Regions from separate parts of the Homo sapiens genome. Here region 2 is linked to region 1. The links are chromatin loops, found by intact Hi-C in ENCODE. Cell type or tissue: PC-3. All regions are shown on one strand. Links, peaks and the distances in the headings refer to the core of each region. The heading gives the core; the rest is flanking DNA. Region 1 holds the start of LINC01979 (long intergenic non-protein coding RNA 1979). Region 2 has its middle 36 kb from the start of CBX4.

Region 1 (8,325 bases), core at 261-8,260:
ACAGGACCACCTCCCAGGGCCTCCCACCCCACTTTTATGTTCTTGAAACCACAGACATGGAACCTTCATGCACCTGTAAGCTTAGAACTTGGCTGACTTTCCAAAGTGCTGAGCCACAAGAGGCCTCACACCTTTCCTGGAAGAGGAGCCAGCCCCAGGCCAGGCCTGGCAGCCTCTGGGCCAGGACAGCCTCTTCCACGACCCCGCCTAACCCTGCCTGCCAGACCTGCCCGCCACACCATCGGGAAAGTGTCTCCCTCCCCCTCGTCTCATGGCCACTCCTAGATCGCAGCACCCCTGGGGGTCAATGCACAGGGAGCTGTCACCACATGGCCAGGCCAGGGGTGTCCCTTCCTCTTGTCCTCAATGGTGTATGTGAAGAATAGTGCAAGGAGGGTCCCTGCGGGGCTGGCTCTGGCCCCAAGGCCTTGCATGGGCTGCTATGGCAAAGGCCCATCCCCACATACCGTGAGATGTTCCTCACTGGGGGCTTTGGATCAAGGGCACCCCATGGTACCAGGAGAGGCCCGTTCAATATGAGGAGAAAGGCCTGGGCTTGAACCCTGAACTCCTGGTTCCAGCACGTCCTGTGACCTCCCTGAACTTAGTGTCAGACGCTAGGATCCTGGTTATCCCTGCCAGAAACTTTGAGGGCTCCAGTGAAAGGAAGTTGGTCTCTCCCCCACATTAGTGCACCCACAGCCCTCAGTTTCCGGGCCATGTGCTCAGAGAGACACCCGCTCCTGCACCCCAGCATCTCTGTGCACACCTAGCACGTCCCTCCCCATCACGACCCTCCCCACATCCGCCACGCAGTGCCCCGTGATGCCCGCCCCCACCCGGGAGCCCGCACCGAGCCCGGCCCCAGCTGGCAGCCGCCTCGCGGTGTTTGCTGGATGATAAATGAATAAACGGGGGCCTCCTGGATGCTCAGCAAATATTGCCTGAATGAAGGAACGTCGCACGAATACAGACACACGAGAGAACACAGACCATAAAAGTGGCCGTGACCAGTGCTGATGGGCTGATAAGCGATCTCGGCGCATGGAGGCACTCCACAGGTCACCATGGTGGGCCCGGGGGGGCGGGAGAAGTTTCTGCTCACAGCCGGATTTGAGAAGGCCCTGGTCGCTCTATGGCAACCTCTGCCTGTGCACCATGGGCCCTTTAGTTCTGTTCGAGGCCCCTCTTTTGCTGTGTGACCTTGGACAAGTCACTTAGCTTCTCTAAGCCTCACTTTGCTCACCTGTGAAATGTGGACAGTAACTGTGCCCACCTCCAGTGCCCATTTCAGGAACCAGAGGCAAAGCATGAAGGGCCAAGCACAGAAAGCACTTCCCGTGGGCCCGCCTGTTGGAGACCCTCACGCGTCAGCGCCCGGAAATGACACTGGGAGCTCAAGGCCAGTGGTGGCCCTTCCAGCAAACCGGACACCCCAGGGGACGTCTGGGCAGTGGGGAGTGGCCTAAGCAGATGAAAAACCTGGGGCCCACAGCTTGGAGTTCAGGTCCTAGCCATCGGCCCCCATCTCTGTGCCGCCGTATCCCTGCCCGGGCAAGGGGAGGACAGTCATGCCATCTGTGCGGGGTGGACAGGCAGCGTCTGTGGGAGAACCAGCATCACTAAAGCAGACAATGTGGGAGGCCCTCACCCGGGAGTCCCTCGGGGAAGGGCAGCTGCTTCAGGAAGGAGGCCGGAGGGTCCCCTCAGTGCAGGAAGCCAGCTCAGCCGCCCCAGGCCCAGATGGGGAGGGGGCGAGGTGGGGGATATGGAGCCGGGCCCCCTTGCAAGGAGCCCTGTGCAGATGCATGCAAGGACAGGGGCTGGCCAGCCCCAAAGCCCAGCTGTGTGGCCTGGGGCTGCTCTGGAGGGGCTGCTAGCTTAGCTATCTCGGGGCCTTGAACTTTCTATTCTGTTTTGCAATCAGTTCAGAAGGCGGCATTGCTAGATTCCCTTCTTATCACAGAGAAACTTCTAGCACAACAATAGCTGATTGTACTGCTCTCTGGGGTGCGGCTGCATTCCTGGACACCCCCCACGTTTTTTTTTTTTTTTCGTGGTATCTTTGGAACTATAATGGATCTCATTGTGATTGGTCTGTTCAGGGGACAGTGTGGCCCTTGAATTTAGAAGCGTGAAAGGGTAGTGGGGGCTGGGGAGAGGGTGGCAAAGGAGAGTGGGGGTGGGAGGGAACCCAGAGACAACCCGTGAGACAGCCAAGGGACATCTCAGAGCATCTCGGCGGCGTCCTGTTGCATAACGCACCTGGAAACTGCATCCCCTGGACTGGCTGGGTTTGAAAATATGTAGTTATTTGTCAAACCACCAATGTTTATTTTCATTCAGTTATTAAGAAATAAAAAGGGGTAGATAATTTTCACTCCCTGCCTGTGCCTGTCCGGCAGGACTCGGCAGCAGGTCGATCCGGCGCAGACTCATCTGAGTGCGACGTAGCGGCAGCCAGTCACATCGTGTCCTCCGGAGGCCGCCTGCTGCTGCGCGGAGCCAGCGTCCAGGACCTGGGGCCGGGGGACCAGAGCTGGGACAGGCCCAGCCCCTGGGCGGCATAGCTATGTGGCCCCGGGAACACTGGCTCTCCAAGGCACAAGGTCTGTGAGTGTGTCAGGTGGGGAGCCCAACCTGCTGGGGGAACCCCCAGCCCCACAAGTAGGTGCCGGCCACTGGCAGGAGGCCCTACACTAGGCCTCACAGTCCTGCCTCTGGCCCAACAGCCTGGGCCCCAGGAGAGTGCTGCTCTGGGTGCCACCTGCCGCCACGGTCCCCTCAGCCCCTGGGGACTTCCTGCCCCACCCGGGCTCCTGAGAAAACCCTGGGAGGGATTTCTTAGAATGTTCAGCAGTTGCTGCCCAGCCCAGGACTTGGCAGGAGCCCCAGTGTCCGGAAGAGGGAGCAGATCAAGTTCCGAGGCCGGGAAGCCAGGCGTGCTGGCAGGGAGGCTGCGGGCCAGCGTGGTGCCTGCTGGGTGTGGATGCTGGTACTGCTACTTCATGGGGAACGTCCGGTGGGCCTCCTGCCACCCTGCCCCTTGGTGCCCCTGTCTGTAAAGTGGCACCTCCCAGGCCCAACCCTTTCTTCACTGGCTGGCCAGGGTTCAATGGGAGCAGGTTTCGTTGGCATGTAGCACCGTGCCTGAGACAGAGAGATGGCTCACAAATGGTCGTCACTGTTGTTAAAGAAATAAATATGCTTAGAGAAAATGGCGTTTACTCTCTTCCAGGCGTTTTCACCGGCTGCGTCCCATTCAGTCTTCCCAGCATGATCCCAGCTCGGAGAAGGTAAGGGGCCTGGTCAAGTGTCCTGGCAGGGGCTGAACCCAGATGCATGGCTGGCTCGAGGGGCCATGTGCCACAGAGGCTCACCTGTCTGAGGCTTTATTTCTGCTCTGAAACCCCTTCTTATCAGGGGCAGGGGCACCCCAAGGCCCACAAGACAAAACACAGACATCAGAAGAGAACCCTGCCCCAGTGTCATCTTTCCAGGTGGCAGGGGCCTCCGAGGGCTTGGGCTCTGGGTGGGCTCGGACTTGGAGAGCAAGAGGGGCAGCCAGGGAGGGGCCCACATTGGGGACATTCAGAGGCCACTGAGTAGGGGGTCTGGGAAACAGGGGACAAGGCTTGCTCTTCCACAGGCAGGGCAGGCAACCTTGCACTCTGTGGAGGCCCTGCTGGACTCGCTCTGAGACAGAACTCCCTGTCACTGTCCCGTGCAAGAAGGCCTGGAGGGGGCGCTGCAGAGCAGGTGCAGGGTCCACCAGACGCCTTTGGAGGCCCTGCAGAAAGGCCAAGGGTTCTGAGATCTCAACTCAGAACGAGAGGGCTTTCCTTTTCCACCAGTCTTGGGTGCCAGAGAGGTGGGGAGCCCAGGCCAAGGGACGGCCAAGGGCTGAGGAAGCACCCAGGATCCCAAGAGAAGCTGGCAATACATGCATGCACGTCTCATCCTGACTCCTGGGAGAGATAAGAGCACCTGTCCCCCGGTGTTGTGGACAGAGCCCGTGAGCCACCGGGCAGAGCCATGCATGATGAGGCTGTGGCCTGGCCAAGAACAGCCTGTGTCCCAGACACCAAAGAAGACATGGTGTTTGAGAGGTGGAGACTTTGGAGCTGGTGGGGACAGCCAGGAATGTTTCCTGGGAGAGGTGACGGACGCTCCTGCTGGGCAGAGGATGTCTCGACGTCTCTCCTGCTAGCACACAGACCGCATTAGGAGAACAGCTGAAGACGGCCTGTGGGGACACCCAGACTCTTGCCAAACAGGTGGCAGAAAAACCTAAGCTGGTTTTTTTTCCAAATAATTTATTTTTTATTTTTTATTTTTGAGGCGGAGTCTTGCTCTGTCACCTAGGCAGGAGTACAATGGCACGATCTAGGCCCACTGCAATCTCTGCCTCCCGGATTCAAGCGATTATCCTGCCTCAGCCTCCTGAGTAGCTGGGATTACAGGCATGCGCCACCACACCCAGCTAATTTTTTTGTATTTTTAGTAGAGACGGGGTTTCACCATTTTGGTCAGGCTGGTCTCAAACTCCTGACCTCAGATGATCCACCCATCTCGGCCTCCAAAAGTGTTGGGATAACAGGTGTGAGCCACCGTGCCCAGCCTCAAATAATGTATGGAAGGGAAGTTCATATAACATAAAATCAACCAGTTTAAGGTGTACCATTCGGCGGCATTTAGTACCCTCACAAGGTGGCACAGCCATCATCTGCAGTCGCAGAACATGCTGGTCACCCCAGGAGGAAACGCCCGCTCATTCAGCAGTTCCTCTTCACCCCCTAGCCACTGGCACACGGATCTGCATTCTGTGTCTATGGATTTGCCTATTCTGGATATATCATATCCTAAGGTGTTTTAAAAAGAGGATTAAAGGGCCGGGCACGGTGGCTCATGCCTGTAATCCCAGCACTTTGGGAGGTAGAGGTGGGCAGATCACCTGAGGTCAGGAGTCCGAGACCAGCCTGACCAACATGGGGAAACCCCATCTCTACTAAAAATACAAAAAATTAGCCAGGCGTGGTGACACACAACTGTAATCCCAGCTTCTTGGGAGGCTGAGACACAAGAATGGGTTGAACCCGAGAGGCAGAGGTTACAGTGAGCTGAGATCGTGTCACTGCACTCCAGCCTGTGCGACAGAGCTACACTCCATCTCATAAAAAAATTAAATAAAAATAAAAAGAGGATTATAGAGCCAAAGCGGGTAATTGGGTTCCAGTCCCCAGCCCACGTTTCCAGCTGTGTGGCTTGTGCACAACACTGCATCCGCCCGTCTCAGTTTCGTCATCTGTAAAATGGACATAAGAATGTCCACAGTGGGGTCGTCATGGGGGTACAGGGCTCATCCAGGCAGAGCACTGAGTGCGGTGTTCCAAGGCCGTGGTGCACTGTAGCTGTTGGTGACACGGGTGTCAAGTATCAGGTGTCAGGGTGGTGTGGGACATGGACAGCCAGGGGCCTGGGAGAGCAAAGGCTGGAACGGTAGACCTGGCTCTCCACGGAGCACGGCTCATGCACGGAACCTCGAACAGGCCACAGAATCCTTCCAAGTCTACGTCTGCCCCTTCCTACCTCCGTGACATTGGGCTTCAGTTTCCCCATCTGTGGAATGGCAATGTAGACCTCACAGTGCTGGAGGGACTGAGCCTGGCATCGTGGCGGGCAGAGTGGGGGGGGGCGGGCGACGCCCAGGGAGGGGTAGGGCTGTGGTGGGGACCAGTGAGGCCTTGAGGGCAAATTCCTGGAAGGCATAACGGCTGGCCGATGCCAAGGCCACAGTGATGGGGAGTTGAGGGGAAGAGAGGGGTGGGCCTGGGAGCAGGCAGGCAGCCCCGGCTCTGCTTGTAAGCAAGTGGCTGAAGGCCTCCTGTGCTGGCTCCCCTGGCAGGCGATCCATCAGCTCAGCTCTTACTGTCCGGAGCCGGCGAGGGCCCATAAATGCGCCCGACCCCACCCCCGCTGCAAGTCACCCAGGTTTTATGTTGTAAGAACACCGTGGGGCGTCTCAAACACACCACTAATGACAGGCATCATGAAGCAATAAAAGTGATGGGGCTGGTGGGAGGGGCTGGCGGGAAGGGCGGGGGGCTGCTGGAGCCCGGCTCCCCTGGCAGCGGCAGGAGCTCTCCGAGAATTGATTAGTCTTGGACGTGCTGACCTTTTTGTTCTTGAAAAATTGCTTTTGAGCAGCTGAGGCAATAAAAGTGAATTGATTCAGAGAGAACGAGGATGAGATTTGCGTTGGGCAAGGAGCAGTGCATAAACGCCAGTGATGTCAGCACAGCCGCCCCCAGCCCCAACTCCTGGGCTACAGGAGGGCAAGCCCCGGAGAAGCCGGGCAGGGTGGGTGCTGCGGGGAGGGCCGGCGGGACAGTGGGGCGGGCAGGGCCTCCTCAGAGGTTTCAGCGGAGAATTGAAACCGATAGCGAAAAGGGGAGGGCAGAGGGACGGAGATGAAATAAAACAAAGTGAGAGCGTAGGGAGAGGAAGAAGCCGAGAGAAATAAACACCCTGCAAGAGAAGCAAGGGGGACTTAGGCTAGACCTCGGGACCGCAAAAGGGAGGAGCTGGAGGGGACCTGGGGCAGGAGTGAGAATCACATAAGCACTCACAGGCACGACAGCCACACTCATCCTCACAAAGCCTTGTTTGTGCCCATTTTACAGAGTGAGAAAGCCGAGGCCCAGAGAGGTCAAGGAACCTGCTCAAGGTCACGCAGCTGGGACGTGGTCAAGCCCCACTGAGTCCCTCTGAAGCCAGGCTGGGGCCTCCAGTGAGTGGGGAAAGCCTAGAGGGGGTGCCGCAGAGCACGCACAGGATCCACCAGACGCCCTCGGAGGCCCTGCGGAAAGGCCAAGGGTTCTGAGAGCTCAACTCGGACCTTGGCAGGTGGGGAGCTCAGGCTGGGTCACCGTTGGCATTGAGAAGGCACTGGGGCAAGGGGATGTCCCCCGGGTTCCAGGTTAGAAGCCACAGAGAAGCATCACAGCCAAGGTTTCCGGGTGCGGAACGGTGGCGCTGGGACTCAGCCACCCTGGCCAAATGCCCCCACTCCTATGCGCCCCCCTCTCAGCACCTAAGCCCGTTTCCTCACCAGAGCCCTTGGGAAACCGCAGAAGCCCAGGTGTGTAAAGGCAAAGGGGAAATGCTCGCCTGCCCCAGAGCCAGCCGGGAAGTCCTTGCTGGAGCTGCTCTCCGGCGCTGGGGTACCTGGGCGGCCACATGCTGCCACCCAGGAAGGCAGGAGACCCAGACGCCTCCCCAGGATGCTGGCAAGCCCCTTCCCTTCTGAGAAAACAGAGGTGGCAAGGCCTCCCCGGCCTTCTCTGGGGGCTGGGCGTGTGTAAAAGCTCACCTGTGTTTGCAGGTGCCTCAGGTGGGCTGCTGAACTGGAGCCTGCCCCAGTCCCAGGAGAGAAGCTAAGCCATGTTTCACACCTGCAGCTGCCCAAACCCACTTTCTACCAGGATCCTGGCACAGGCTGCTTGGCCAAGTTCATCGGCCCCACTGCTGGGTTTGGTGCTAGTTAAGATGGGGACGCCTGTAACTTTTTGGTTGGAATGCATGGCCCTGAGTGGTGACTAAACCCCAAATCAGGCTGGCGTCAAGGGTGGCTAATGTCTCCCTAAAATGCAGGCACTGCATGGGGGGACCCCTAGTCACAATGACTGCCAGCAGCTCCTAGCTTGGGCTCTGTAGGCGACCAGCTCCCAGGGTCCAGGAAGAGGCATGTCCAGCTGCTGCCCTTAGCCCCCAGCCGACCCCAGAGGGACCAGCCCAGAGTTGGATGTCACTTTGAACATCCTGGATCCCACCTGAAATGACCCTGCCACCCACCACCCACAGGCACTGTGTTTTGCTGAGCTGAGCACAGCCTCTGGTTTGTGCCTCAACAGATGCCTCACACCTGCAGGCCCTCTCTCCTCACCCAGCCCCCGGAGAAGGCCTTGCTGCCTCTATTGTCCCAGAAGGGAAGGGGCTTGCCAGGATCCTGGGGAGCAGCCTGGGTCTCCTGCCTTCCTGGGTGGCAGCACATGGCTGCCCAGGTGCCCCAGTGCCGGAGAGCAGCTCCAGCAAGGACTTCCCGGCTGGCTCTGGGGTGGGTGAGCGCTTTCCATTTGCTGCCTGCACCCCTCCCCTGCCCGCTGCAGGAGGGGCTTCGCTGAGCCGCGGGGCACCCCCGCCCCACTCGGGGCTCCCCGGGGCGCAGGGGCCTGGGGCGTGCGGGTTGCCAAGCGACCGGCTGTTGCCAGTGGAGACGTTTGCGCAAAGGCCCCCCTGGGGCATCCCCAACCCAGACGGCCTCGT
Region 2 (8,325 bases), core at 235-8,234, 49 kb after region 1:
TAGCTGGGATTACAGGTGTGTGACACCATGCCCAGCTAATTTTGTATTTTTAGTAGAAACAGGGTTTCACCATGTTGGCCTAGCTGGTCTCGAACTCCTGACCTCAGGTGATCCACCTGCCTCAGCCTCCCAAAATGCTGGAATTACAGGCATGAGCCACCGCACCCAGCTGGAAAAGCAATTCTTTTACATCTATTTTCATACCCCGTTGTTTTTGTTTCTAAAGAAGAGGTTCCCCAGAGTGGAATCACTGGGTCAAAGCTTATGTGTATTATTTTCATTTTAGTAGATATTGCCAGAGTACTTTCCCAGGAAGTAATTGCATTCACATTTCCACCAAGCATGTCCATGTCTATTTCCCCCAGGTTTTTTGCCTCAGTGAATCTTAGAGCTTTTATTAAATTTTAGCAACCTAAAGGGCGAACAATGTATCACTTCATGGCCTTAATTTGCATTTTCCTTTTGATGAGGCTAAACATTGCTTCATGTTTGCTCACTAGAACCAATGTTGGTCATCGTATCTGTATCTTTAAATAATGTCATATTTTACTAGGGTTTGCATATATTTTAAGTGCAATTGACTATGTGAATTTCCTTTTCTATGAATTACTTGTTTATATTTATGCCTATTTTTCTGTTGAGTTGTTTATCTGTTTCTTATCAAATTTGTGGGCTTTTTGAATATTGAGAAAATTAAACATGATACACACATATACATGCCTCACACATCATGTATATACCCAAATATGTGCATCTTTCTCTCACACACACACCCATACAATAGAGAGAACGACATGTTCCCGGGCACAGTCCAGCGGGAAAATCAGGGCCTGGAGGGGTAGGTGTGGAGCAGAGGGCAGGCAGAGGGCTGTGGGTGCACAGCACAGCTGATCCAGACCTTGGAAAGGGTTGGACCCCACTTGGCCTGCTATGACGTTCTCTTCCACTTCTGACATCCATATGAGGAAACGCAGGGGACCCTGCACCCCACGCCCTGGAATCCCTGGCCAGCACACCTGGTCTCCACCCTCCCCACCCATGAAATGGCTGTACCAGCAGGGGACAAATGGAGCCGGGCCTTGCTCCCACGTCCTGCTGCAGTAGCTTCCAGGAGCCTCAGTGCAGGTGCCTCCCACCTGATGTGTCTTTGGGGTGTTTTGAATGAGCAGCTTTTGGCGCGTGGAAGAGAATTGATTTCTCCTCCTGCTTCTGAGGCTCCACTCCTAAGGCCTTGATTACAGGAGGCCCTGGGGCTGGGGAGCGCTGGTGTCAGCCTGGCAGGTGCAGGTGATGTCAGCTCCCAGGCAATGACGTTGGGGTGGGTATGGGCACCATTCTGTGCCTGGATTCACTCTGTCATTTAACCCCTGTGTTCACAGAGTTCCCCAGGCCCAGCACCCCTCACTTTTCATGGCTTTGTCAGCATCAGGATGTGTCAGCCATCAGGAGACCTTCCCCATCCTCCTCCCCCCGGACCATCATCAAACCCACTCTCCTTCCCTCTTATGCCCTCACAGGAGGAACCTCTACCCGCAAGCTCAGGGTCAATTCCACTCCGGAACCACGTATGCAGCTCCCATAGGCACTGTAGGAGGTGCTGGTGATGGAGCAATGAGCCCAGCCCTGGCCCCGGGAGAGCATTATGTCCTCAGTTTCTCTTCTCTGGCTGCATCTTCAGCCTTCCTTCCACCAGGTCCTTCCCACTGGCTTCCAAACTTACTTCCATATGGCCCCTCTTAAAAAATAAAACAGAACCTGCATTCCAGACAAGATGATCTAGGCTCATTTCTTCCTGCTCCTCCCCTCTCAAAGTACAACCATAAGCCCTGGAAATAACACAAGAGACAACCCAAGGAGAACGCAGAGGTGGATGGAAGACAGTCGACAGGTGAGAGCCCCCGGACTGGAGGAGCCCCAGTGAGGCAGAGCGCCACGGCCCTCCACCTCGTGGAGGAAGGGAACCCAGGCCCAGCAAAAACAGACAAGCCAGATAGGGTCCTCTGTGTCCCCAGATTAAACAGGAGTCCCGTCCACAACATGTGGTAAGCTAGTGGCACCAGCAAAGGAACAAGCAGGGGCCCCATCACCCCGCTACTGAGACTTGGCCAGAGAAACCTCCCCTCCCCCACCAAGAGATGCCAGGGGCAGGGGTCACCTGCAGGAGGAACCTTTGTCTTCTTTGTCCCTGTGGGCTGCGGCTCCCTTCACCCACCTAGAAGCACCCACAGACACTCCTTCTGCCACCTTAAGAAGAACCAGCAGGAACCAGTAGCAGCCCCGATGGCACCAGATTAACCACGCCGACCAAACTAACACCAAAAAGGTTCTGCTAATTAGGTTGTCATGGAAACCACAGCCAGTAACAGTAGGGCAGGACCGGCATGCTAAACCTAAGCAGAGTGGCTGCCTACTAAAATAAAAGATTTATTTTATTTTATTTTATTTATTATTATTATTTTAGAGACAGGGTCTCACTCTGTGGCCCAAGCTGGAGTGCAGTGGCACGATCACAGCTCACTACAGCCTCGACCTCCCAGGCTCAAGTGATCCTCCCAGCTCAGCCTCCTGAGTAGCTGGGACTACAGATATATGCCACCACGCCTGGCTAATTTTTTAAATTTTTTGTAGAGACGGGAGTCTCACTATGTTGCTCAGACTAGTCTTGAACTCCTGGGCTCAAGCAATCCTTCTGCCTCAGCCTCCCAAAGTGCTCAGATTACAAGTGTGAGCCACCGCGCTGGCCAAAAGATTTGACGAGAGCCCAGAGCCTCCTAATGTAACAGCTTAAATGTCCAGGACACAATAAAAAAAAAAACTCGCCCATCATACCAAGGCCTGAAAAGGCCACAGGTTGAATGAGAAAAGACAACCAACCAATGCCAACACCGGGATAAATCAGATGTAGGAAAAATCTGGCCAGGACTTCAGAGCAGCATAAAAATGCTTTAGCAAGCAATTCTAAGTTATCTTGAAACATGAAAAAATAGAAAATCTCAGCAAATAGTTATCAGCAAGAACAGGATATAAATTACAGCACTGAAAAATACAATAACAGAAATGAACAGTCTCCATGGTAGAATGGGATCATAGAGGACAGAATTAGCGAACTTCAGAACAGATGGATAGAATTTACCCAAACTGAACAACAGAAAGTATACTGGTGTGGGGAGAAAAAGAACAGTACCTCAGGCATCTGTGGAACGATAGAACAAAAGATCCAACATACATATTATTGGAGTTACCCAGAAATAGGGGAGAAAAAGAAAGAGGCTGAGGCCTGGTGTGGTGGCTCACGCCTGTAATCCCAGCACTTTGGGAGGCTGAGGCGGGTGGATCACCTGAGGTCAGGAGTTCTAAACCAGCCTGGCCAACATGATGAAACCCCGTCTCTACTAAAAATACAAAAATTAGCCAGGCGAGGTGGCATGTGCCTGTAATCCCAGCTACTCGGACGCTAAGGCAGCAGAATCACTTGAAACCAGGAGGCAGAGCTTGCAGTGAGCTGAGATGGCGCCACTGCACTCCAGCATGGGCGACAGAGCGAGAATCTGACTCAAAAAAAAAAAAAAAAAAAAAAAAAAAATGAGGCTGAAAGAGTATTAAAAGAACGAGTGGCTTAAAACTTCTGAAATTTGCCAAATGACAAATCTACACATTCAAGAAGCTGAGCAAGTCCCAGATAGTTACCCAAAGAAATCCATGCTGAGACACCTGATAATTAAACTTCTGAAAACTAAAGAAAAAAAATATGTTGAAAGCTGCCAGAACAAAATGATACATTCCCTGTAGGGGAACACCCACTCAAACCATAGATTCCTCATCAGAAACCACGGAGACCAGGTGAAGGTGAGTGTTTGCAAGTGCTGCAAACAAAGAATTGCCAACAGCGAATCATGTCTGGCAAAACCATCCTTCAGGAATGAAGGGGAAATAAAGACATTCTGAGATTTTAAAGCGGCTTAAAAATATTTCAGTGGCAATTACAAGTTCTCTTGAAACAAATGAAAAAATAGAAAATCTATTTTTTTTCTGAACGAATTTGTTGCTAGCAGACCTGCCCTTAAAGAACAGCTAAAGGAAGTTTTTTCACAAAGAAAGAAAATGATTTTTAAAATAAAATGGGCTGGGCGTGGTGGCTCATGCCTGTAATCCTAGCACTTTGGGATGCTGAGGTGGCTGGATCACCTGAGGTCAGGAGTTCAAGACCAGCCTGGCCAACATGGTGAAACCCTGTCTCTACTAAAAATACAAAAATTAGCCGGGCATGGTGGCACATGCCTGTAATGCCAGCTACTCGGGAGGCTGAGTCAGGAGAAGTGCTGGAACCCGGGAGGCGGAGGCTGCAGCGAGCCGAGATCACGCCACTGCACTCCAGCCTGGGCGACGGAGAGAGACTCTATTTCAAATAATAATAAATAAAATAAAATAAAATAAAATGGAATCTTGGAGCATTAAGAAGGAAAAAATAATGGAAAGAACAAGTGTATGGGAATCTGCAATAGATGATCCTTCTCATGAGCTTTATAAATCAAATTTAATGATTGAAGCAAAAATTCTAACACTGTCTGATATTCAAGACAATGATATTTAAAAAGGTGTGGTGGGGGGTGCAGTGGCCCACGCCTGTAATCCCAGCACTTTGGGAGGCTGAAGCATGAGAATCCTTTGAGCCCAGGTGTTAAAGACCAGCCCAGGCAACATAGTGAGACCCCATCTCTACAATCAATCAATCAATCAATAGGCCAGGTGTGGTGACATGTGCCTGTAGTCCTGGTTACTCAGGCAGCTGAGGCAGGAAGATCACTTAAGAACAGGAGGTTGAGGCTGCGGTGAGCCGTGATTGTGCCACTGCACTCCAGCCTGGGCAACAAAGTGAGACCCTGTCTCAAAAATAACATAAAATGAAAATAAAAGGGGGACAGGTTAAAGAACCTACATGGAAGTAAGGCTTCCACATTCACTGCAGGTGGTAAAATGCTACCCGTGTACCTTGTAATAACCAGAGCGACCACTAGGGAAGTGATACAAAGAAACGCCCTCTAGATGACTATAAATCAACCAAGATGAACCTCAATCCTAATGTTCAAGGAATCCACAGAAAAGCAAGAAAACATACACAGAGAAAACAAATCCTTAAATGGCAGACCTAAGTCCTAACATATTGATAATTTTCTTTAAAGGTAAATGAAATACACCAAGTAAAAAGCAAGAGATTGGCAGTCTATTTTTTGAAAAACAACCTAACCATACACTGTTTACAAGAAACTCGCTTCAAATTCAATGGTGACATTTCACCAAAGAGAATATACAGATGGCAAGTGAGCACATGAAAAGCTGTCCAACACCATGAGCCATGGGGGGAATGCAAATTAGAACCACAGTGAGATACCATCAACACCTATCAGAAATTAAAAATAGTGGCAACGCCAAATGCTGGTGGGGATGCACAGAAATAGGATCACTCAGAAAATGCTACCGGGGGCCAGGCGTGGTGGCTCACGCCTGTAATCCCAGCACTCTGGGAGGCCAAGGCGGGTGGATCACCTGAGGTCAGGAGTTCGGAACCAGCCTGGCCAACATGGTGAAACCCTATCTCTACAAAAATTAGCTGGGCATGATGGCGGGTGTCTATAATCCCAGCTACTCGGGAGGCTGAGGCAGGAGTGTTGCTTGAACTGAGGAGGTACAAGTTGCAGTGAGCCAAGATCGTGCCATTGCACTCCAGCCTCGGCGACAGAGCAAAACTCCGTCTCGAAAAAAAAAAAAAAGAAAAAAACAAGAAAAAGAAACTGCTACTGGTCCTGTCACATGGTGCAGCCCCTCTGGAAAACAATTTGGCAGTTTCTTATAAAACTAAACACACAATTGCCATAAGACCCAGCAACTGTGCTCTTGGCCATTTATCCCAGAGAAATGGAAGCTTTTGTTCACATCAAAACCTATACACAAGGCTGGGCGTGGTAGATTACGCCTATAGTCCCAACACCCTGGGAGGCCGAGGCGGGAGGATTACTCAGTCAGGAGTTTGCGATCAGCCCAGGCAACATAGCAAGACCCTGTCTCTATAAAAAAACTTTAAAAATTAGCAGGGCGTGGTGGTGCACACTTGTAGTCCCAGCTACTCAGAAGGCTGAGTGGGGAGGATCACTTGAGCCTGGGAGTTTGAGGCTACAGTGAGCTGTGATTGTGCCACTACACTCCAGCCTGGGCGACAGAGCAAGACCCTGTCTCTAAAAAATAAAAATAAAAAATAAAAGAAGCTGCATACAAGTGTTCATAGCAGCTTATGCATAATAGCCAAAAACCAGAAACACCTGGTTGACCTTCAGTGGGCGAATGCTAAACATGCTGTCGTGCCTCCACGTCACGGATCGGGAAAAGGAACCCCGGACTGGGCCACACAAGACCTTGCAGGAATCTCCAGGGAATGATTTTGAGGGAAAAAGCCACTCCCAGAAGGTTACAAGGTGTATGATTCCGTTCACATAAGATTCTTGAAATAACAGACTTGGAGACTTGGAGGCAGATTAGGAAGAGGAAGGAGGTCGGTCCAGTTGCAAAAGAGTGATCCAGGGCGTCCTTGGGGTGCCGCAGCGTTCAGCGTTGTGACTGCGGTGGTGGATACAGGAAGCTACACAGGTCACAGAAAGGAAATACACACAAATGGGTACAAGCAGAAGGGAAACGTCAGTAAGATGGGTTCACCGGATCAATATCCACGTCTTGGTTGTAACATTGTACTCTAGTCTTACAAGACACCACCATGGGTGGGACTCTGGGTAGGGGACATAGATCCTTCTGTATTATTTCTTACAACAACAACATGTAAATAAACAATTATCTCAACATTAAAATGTTAATTTAAAAAATAAACAAAACCTACTCAGCACTTTGGGAGGCCAAGGTGAGCAGATTGCTTGAGCCCAAGAGTTTGACACCAGCCGAAGCAACAAAGTGAGACCCAGTCTCGAAAAGAGAGAAGAGAGGAGAGGGAAGGGGATGGGAAAGGAGGGGAAAGCAGGGGAGGGGAGGGAGGGGAGGGGAAAGCAGGGGAGGGGAGGGAGACAAAGAGACGAGAGGGGAGGGGACAGGAGGGGAGGGGAAGGGAGGAGAGGGGAGGGGAGGGATTAGCTGGGTATGGTGGCATATGCCTGTGGTCCCAGCTACTCGGGAGGCTGAGGTGGGAGAATCGCTTGAGCCTGGGAGGTCAAGCCTGCAGTGAGCCGTGATCATGCCACTGCACTACAGCCTGAGTGACACAGCAAGATTGTCTCAAATAAATAAATAAATAAAATCTAGTTCAAGCTTTCAAGCTGGTGTTTAAAAAAAGAAAAGAAAGAAACCGAACCAAACCATAACTGCCTCCTGACTGCCCTCACCTCCAGTTCTGCTGCCTGTGTGTGTGTGTCCGTCCATCTGTCTGTCCCACCAGCCACTGCTGCAGAAAGCTCCTGCCCTGTGTTTTCGAAGGCAGCTGTGCTGTGGTGGGGCTGGAATCAAAAGCCAGAGGCAGATGGGCACGTTTTCATCCTCCCTGCATCTTCCAGGGTGTGGACTTCGGCAAAGACTTCACATAGAAGTCCCCAAATCTGAGGAGGTTTTAGAAATATGAATCTGAGATTCCACCCAGGCCTGTTCAAGAACGGCTCCCTGCAAGCAGCATCCTGGTGTTTCTATTCGAACCAGACACCAGGTGTTAAGCCAGCCAGCCACATACCCATTTTGGGGGGTTCCCAACCGTAACCCTCCGAGCGTCTGTTTCTCCCCCCTGTGAAATGGGAGAAAATGCAGTAAAGGAAGGCCAGGGTGTGAAAGGGGCTCACAAGGTGAAAAGCGGGGATCACCGAGGCCGGTGGGGTTCCGCCTTGAACCCCACTCCTCCTCCGGGCTCCTGGTCCCCCTGGGCTCTCTCTGCCTCCTCCCCAATGGCTTCAGGCTCGGTTGGTGTGGGGACTGTCCATGCCCCAACCCCTCTTTCCTTCCAGTGGGCGGCCTTCCCTGGGTACACGTTAGGCCCCACTCCAGCTGGTGGTGGGACTGGTGAGCTTGGAGGAAGGAGCCCCCTGACTCAGCCCCTCCCTCTGCGAGATGAGGCACCTGCACAGTGCACACGGCTTCTGCAAGTATGTGAAACAGGTGCCTCCCCCGGGCTGGCCCAGCAGGCAGAATCTGCGGAGCCTAGTGCAAAATGAGAGTGTGGGGCCCCTTGTTCAAAATGTGCGGAGGGCGTCAGGACAGCAACAGCAGAGAATGGAACCGAGGCAAGGCCTGCACCAGGCCCGAGGGGCGGAGGCTGCGGCGGCCCAGCTCACCAGCTTGCGGGAA

The links. Peaks named below come from ENCODE experiments on the same cell type or tissue, not always from the same donor. Only the 100,000 strongest peaks of a DNase experiment are listed, where the experiment ranks them.
Region 2: it touches region 1 in a loop (5-fold over the local background); 4 of 110 quality-filtered maps call a loop at or near these places.

What each region holds. Positions count from the first base shown.
Region 1 is chr17:79,919,985-79,928,309 of GRCh38, reverse strand. It overlaps LINC01979 (long intergenic non-protein coding RNA 1979), which reads left to right and starts at 1,585. Exons shown (of 6, transcript NR_110850.1): 1 at 1,585-2,609; 2 at 3,239-3,296; 3 at 6,208-6,360; 4 at 6,684-6,906. LINC01978 (long intergenic non-protein coding RNA 1978) reads right to left here. Exons shown (of 2, transcript NR_110851.1): 2 at 4,300-5,619. In PC-3, for the core only: CTCF peaks have their summits at 2,895 (motif pointing right) and 3,736 (motif pointing right); a DNase peak (open chromatin) is centred at 2,889; H3K27ac peaks cover 429 bases.
Region 2 is chr17:79,871,243-79,879,567 of GRCh38, reverse strand. No RefSeq gene overlaps it. Among named protein-coding and RNA genes, the nearest start is that of CBX4, 36 kb to the right of the region's middle. In PC-3, for the core only: a CTCF peak has its summit at 5,041; a DNase peak (open chromatin) is centred at 4,997.